Linked DNA regions of Homo sapiens: region 2 is linked to region 1. A link is a loop called in an ENCODE intact Hi-C map of the cell type or tissue named here. Cell type or tissue: mammary epithelial cell. All regions are shown on one strand. Each heading gives the region's core, and the rest is flanking DNA. Links, peaks and the distances in the headings are about the cores only. Region 1 overlaps NCBP3 (nuclear cap binding subunit 3). Region 2 overlaps ITGAE (integrin subunit alpha E).

Region 1 (2,906 bases), core at 144-2,643:
TTGGTTTTACACCAGCAGCTCAGGTCCATTTGTTCCACGGCCTTTCAGCACTCAGCAGTCTCCTGCTACAGATCAGCGAAGCCATTCTGGAAGGAGGTGGTGTGCAGTCAAAACTGGGTCTTTGATGTAACCAAGAGAAATACACACTCGAGTAACCTTACAGTTTTCACAGACACACAGAGAGAACCCAGAAAGGCAGCTTTAAAGATTTTTACTTCTCGGAGTTACTGGCCTTATTAGTTTCTCTAACCCTCCTGCCCACTCTCAGTCACTCAGATCTTGCAACATCTTGAGTGTGTCCTGAATGATGAGGCCTTTTCTTTGGAGTTTAAGAGTAAGAATGGATAGTCAGGACAGGCCCGTGGCAGGCAGCTGGGCGTGATTTTACCCTGGACACTCCCCACACATGTGGGCACAGGGCTGCACACTTTGTGTGTTCCTCTTAGTCTTATGTGTAGGAGATTTTACATACATGTTTGCTGCTTGATGATAATTGCAGATACCTCATTTGTTTCCCACTCTCCTCTCTGGAGAGTTACCAGGTACCCAGGATAATTTGTGGCGTCCTCAGGATGTAGTCTCCTCCTCTGGCCCCCTTGTAGTCTGATCCTGTGAACCCCTCTCCGTTCTTCAGCCACTGCCCTTTCCAGCTGCATTTGTACAGCAGCCTCTTCACTGGTCTCTGCCCTGTCTCCATTCTGCACACTGCAGCGGGATGAACCTTTGTTGTTGTTACCAGCTTAATTTAGATGTAATTTGCATACAGTTCAGCCATTTAAAGTGTACACTTGAGTGGCTTTTAGTATATTTACAGTTATGCACCAGCACCGTAATCAATTTTAAAACACTTTGATCACCCAAAGAAACCCTGAGTCCATTAGCAATTCTCCCTATTCCCTCTTCCCTCTTAGCCTCTGGCCACCACTGATCTTCCTTCTCTCTCTGTGGATTTGCCTGTTCTGGATAGTTCATATAAATGGGATCATATACTATGTGTCTATTTGTGACTGGCTTCTTAACATATTTCTGAGGTTCATCCATGTCATAGCTTCTATCAGTATTTCATTTTTTAAAATTGCCAAATAATAGTCCATTTTATGGGTATGCCACCTTTTTTTTAATCCACATTGGTTAATGGGCATTTGAGTTGTTTCTACTTTAGGGCTATATATATATATTTCTATTTCTATTATTTATTTTTGAGACACAGTTTCGCTCTTGTTGTGCAGGCTGGAGTGCAATGGCACGATCTCGGCCCACTGCAACCTCCACCTCCGGGGTTCAAGCGATTCTCCTGCCTCAGCCTCCAGAGTAGCTGGGATTACAGGCATGTGCCACCACGCTGGCTAATTTTTTGTATTTTTAGTAGAGACAGGGTTTCACCATGTTGGTCAGGCTGGTCTCGAACTCCTGACCTCAGGTGATCTGCCCACCTCTTCCTCCCAAAGTTCTGGGATTACAGGTGTGAGCCACTGCACCTGGCCCTACTTTTTGGCTATTATGAATAGTGTTGCTACGAACATTCCCGAACAAGTTTTTGCAGGGACAGGTATTTTCATGACTCTTGGGTATATACCTAGGAGTGGAATTGCTGAGTCATAATTATCTTTAACCTTTTCAGGAACCACCAGGTGGTTTTTCCAAGCAGCTGTATCATTTTCCATTCCACCAGCAGTGTGCGAGGGTTCCAGTTTCTCCACATCTCCACCAACACTCATTATTTTCTGGTGTGAAGTGGTATCTCATTGTAGTTTTTTGTTTTTATTTTTTCTTTTTAAAATACATTTTGTACAGATGGGGTTTCGTTATGTTGCCCAGGCCGTCTAGCACTCCTGGCCTCAAGTGATCCTCCTGCCTTGACCTCCCAAAGTGCCGAGATTACAGGCATGAGCCACCACGCCTGGCTCTCATTGTGGTTTTGATTTGTATTTCCCTAATGACTAATGATGTCGGGCACCTTTTCACATGCTTCAGGATGAACTTTCTTAAATATATATCTGATTCTGTTATTCCTCTGCTTGAACGTTTTCCAAAGCTTCACTATTGCCCCGAGAATAAATTCCACACTCCTGATCGCATGAGCCCAGTAATTCAAGGCTGTGGTGAGCTATGATCAAGCCACTGCACTCCAGCCTGGGCAGCAGAGCAAGACCTGTCTCAAAAAATACATACATACATAAATTCCACCCTTTTTGATAGCATGTTATGAGGCTCACCAAGGTCTATCCTCTGGCAGTATCCCTGGCCTGTTCTCCCCATCTCCCCTGCCCTCTGCTCACCAGTTCCCTAAATGTATCTTGATCTCACTAGCCCTACAGACTGTGCACAGAGCTGTTTCTACCTCCAGTGACATGCTTCCGCCCAGGCTTCTCCCCCTCCCGCCTCAATCTTCCCCTCACCAACTTAAGGTCTTAGGGGCCCTTCTAGGAGGCAGTCCCCAACTTCCAGAGCCAGGGTATAGGCTACTTCTATGTGTCCCATGGTACTGCCACAGAAGAGTCTCAGCTCTCTCCAGGATTCAGTTCTAAGGTCAGTGCCTAAGATAAAAATGGAGTGTAATTAAAATTCCTCTTAGAAATCTAAGGAAGGTGCCCTATTGAAGACCAACATCTTGAGGTCCCATGTAGTCATTTCTTGCCCATGTGGGAACACATTACTGTTTGGTTGAGTACCAGGTGAAGTGATTGGCCTGCAGTTAGGGCTGTGTTGTGCAAAAATCACTTGTTTTGGGGTGTTAGAACCACATTTAGGCGAGAAGATCACTTTTGGGGAGCTTGGGAACTGAGGCAGGCCGCAGGTGCAGCAGAGGCATGAGCTTGCCCGGGCCCGCCCTCTTGTCTATGCTCATGGAGTGAAGGAGGGGCCAGCGGAATGGCCCAAACAACTGATTTGTTTTTCTTTTTTTA
Region 2 (2,906 bases), core at 115-2,614, 55 kb after region 1:
GCACAGATTGGCTTCAGTGCTCAGATCCTGGATGAGGTACGTGGCTGACTCAGCACCAGGCAGGCTTGCCCATTGGTGAGGGGCCCAGGACACCTAGGATTCAGGGACTCCTGCCTCCCATCCAGGGCTCTGCCCTACCTGTGGTGATTCCTGTAAAAGAGCGATTTTATTTTAATTAATTAATTTATTTATTTATTTTGAGACGGAGTCTTGCTCTGTCGCCCAGTCTGGAGTGCAGCGGTGCAGTCTCGGCTCACTGCAACAAAAGGGTGGCCATATTGATGACAGGAGGTCGCTTTTTTCTGTGTGCTCAAACATCCAGTTGTTCCCCTGAATACAGACCAGGCAACAGGACTCGGCCTGGGTCAGCTTATCAACCAAGCTGCTTGCTTCTCCCGGAGGAGGGAGTGCAAGGGCACGAGGCAGGAGCCCAGTGTTGGCCATCTCACCTTCCCGCCTGCATCTCTGGCCAGGCGGGCACTAGACCACCGAACGCCCCCCTGCTCCCAGCCAGGTTAGCCGCGCTGGCCCGGAGACCCGCGGCCACCGTGGCCCGGCCTTGGGTCCCTCCCACTCATCTGGGCCCCATCCCCGTCCCCTTCAGCGGCAGGTGCTGCTCGGCGCCGTCGGGGCCTTTGACTGGTCCGGAGGGGCGTTGCTCTACGACACACGCAGCCGCCGGGGCCGCTTCCTGAACCAGACAGCGGCGGCGGCGGCAGACGCGGAGGCTGCGCAGTACAGCTACCTGGGTGAGGGCGGGGCCACCTGATGAGGGCGGGGCCACCTGATGAGGGCGGGGCCTGGAGGCTCCCTGGGCGAGGGTGGGGCCTGAGGGCTACGTGGGCGAGGGCGGGGCCTACCTGGGCGAGGGTGGGGCCTGGGGGCTACCTGGGTGAGGGCGGGGCCTGGAGGCTACCTGGGCGAGGGTGGGGCCTGGGGGCTACCTGGGTGAGGGCGGGGCATGGAGGCCACGTGGGCGAGGGTGGGGCCTGGGGGCTACCTGGGAGAGGGCGGGGCCTGGAAGTTACGTGAGGAGGGTGGGGCCTGGAGACCACCTGGGTGAGGGCGGGGCCTAGAGGCCACCTGGGCGAGGGCGGGGCCGAGATGGGGACACCGAGGCTGCGCATTAGGCTGCACTTGAGGTTTCCGGATGGGGGCGGGACCTGGTCAGTCACATGGGCCGAGGGGCGGGTCCTGGTTAGGGACCGTGAGGCTGAGTACTACAGCCTCCTGGGTAGGTACAAGGCCTGTCAGGTACACACCAGGCACAGCAGCCACCCAGGGGAGGGCGGGGCCTCTCCATTAATAATAGTGGTGCAGTAGCTCACGCCTGTAATCCCAGGAGGCCGATGCGGGCGGATCATCTGAGGTCTGGAGACCAGCCCGGCCAACATGGCAAAACCCTGTCTCTACTAAAAATACAAAAATTAGCTAGGCGTGGTGGCGGATGCCTGTAGTCCCACGTACTCGGAAGGCTGAGGCACAAGAATCGCTTGAACCCGGGAGGGGGAGGTTGCAATGAGCCAAGACTGTGCCACTGCACTCCAGCGTGGGCGACAGACTGAGACTCTGTCTCAAAAATAAATAAATAAATAAATAAAAATAATAATAGTGGTGGGCGTCCTCTCACCCCTCTTCTCCGTCCTCCTAGGGTGTGTGTGGGAGCGTGGGTAGTGAATGTGTGCGAACGAGTATTTCGAGCAAAGCTGCATACGTGACAGACAGCGTGTGCATCATATCTGTGTGATGGGGATGTGTGTGACTGGCAAAGTGAGAGTGCTCGCTGATGCCGATTTTTAACATAGTGAGAAAGACAGTCTCTCCTATTTTGCCCCCCTCCCCAGGCCACTTTGAAGGCCTGACTGGGAAGGTGCCGGGGCCAAGAGAGAGGCCAGGTGGGAGCACACGGTGTGTTCACAGCCACACCACCCTTGCCCCAGGTTACGCTGTGGCCGTGCTGCACAAGACCTGCAGCCTCTCCTACATCGCGGGGGCTCCACGGTACAAACATCATGGGGCCGTGTTTGAGCTCCAGAAGGAGGGCAGAGAGGCCAGCTTCCTGCCAGTGCTGGAGGGAGAGCAGGTACCTGCTGGGGAAAGCCTCCACCCCTTATGACCGATGGGGAATCTGGAGGCCCCCAAGGGAAAGGAGTGGGTCCCACGGTGCACAGTGGGCCAGGGCCCGGGCTGGGTGAAACTCAGGCTCCTGAGTGGAGCTCGAGGGCTCTGCTTCAGCTCTGCATGTCTGATTGCTAGGCAGTTTCCTCCGCTGTGGGGCCTGGGCTGCTCCTCCACTCTTCTGTTACTCTCAGTGAGCAAATTGATATGTAACGACCCAAATTGGGTGGTCCAGGAAGCACGCGGGCAGGGGTGTAGCCTTGCTGAGGGGTGCAGGAGCGGGGCTCCTGGTGAGCTGAGTTCCTCCCGGGCTGTAGATGGGGTCCTATTTTGGCTCTGAGCTGTGCCCTGTGGACATTGACATGGATGGAAGCACGGACTTCTTGCTGGTGGCTGCTCCATTTTACCACGTTCATGGAGAAGAAGGCAGAGTCTACGTGTACCGTCTCAGCGAGCAGGTGGGAGAGTCTCCATCTTCATGAGCTTGCTGAGGCTGTGGCACTCAGCCTGACACAGAGGTGATGGAGGCTGGGAGTGCCCTGGCCCTGCCTGGCACCAGTGGGCAGTGATGGGGAGGTGCTCAGGCTGGATGGCGGCTGGGCGGGGCAGCGGCATCGCTCTCCGCACCCACTTTCTTACCCAAGGGTGATCGTTGATGATAATATCTCTAATATCTCTTTTTTTGTGGTTGTTGTTTTTGAGATGGAGTTTTGCTCTCGTTGCCCAGGCTGCAATGCAATGGCAGGATCTTGGCTCACCGCAACCTCTGCCTCCGGGGTTCAAGCAAT

Evidence for each region. Hi-C counts contacts between places; a loop is a spot of excess contacts. Peaks named below come from ENCODE experiments on the same cell type or tissue, not always from the same donor. Only the 100,000 strongest peaks of a DNase experiment are listed, where the experiment ranks them.
Region 2: it touches region 1 in a loop (3-fold over the local background); 10 of 110 quality-filtered maps call a loop at or near these places.

What each region holds. Positions count from the first base shown.
Region 1 is chr17:3,808,002-3,810,907 of GRCh38, reverse strand. It overlaps NCBP3 (nuclear cap binding subunit 3), which reads left to right. Exons shown (of 13, transcript NM_001114118.3): 13 at 1-2,906. Among named protein-coding and RNA genes, the nearest start is that of ITGAE, 8.3 kb to the right of the region's middle. In mammary epithelial cell, for the core only: a CTCF peak has its summit at 1,631; DNase peaks (open chromatin) are centred at 1,567 and 1,947; H3K27ac peaks cover 1,094 bases.
Region 2 is chr17:3,752,960-3,755,865 of GRCh38, reverse strand. It overlaps ITGAE (integrin subunit alpha E), which reads left to right. Exons shown (of 31, transcript NM_002208.5): 11 at 1-36; 12 at 605-749; 13 at 1,941-2,083; 14 at 2,436-2,576. Among named protein-coding and RNA genes, the nearest start is that of HASPIN, 31 kb to the right of the region's middle. RefSeq lists an enhancer at 22-725. In mammary epithelial cell, for the core only: no CTCF peak of the experiment used is centred there; a DNase peak (open chromatin) is centred at 1,105; H3K4me3 peaks cover 844 bases; H3K27ac peaks cover 361 bases.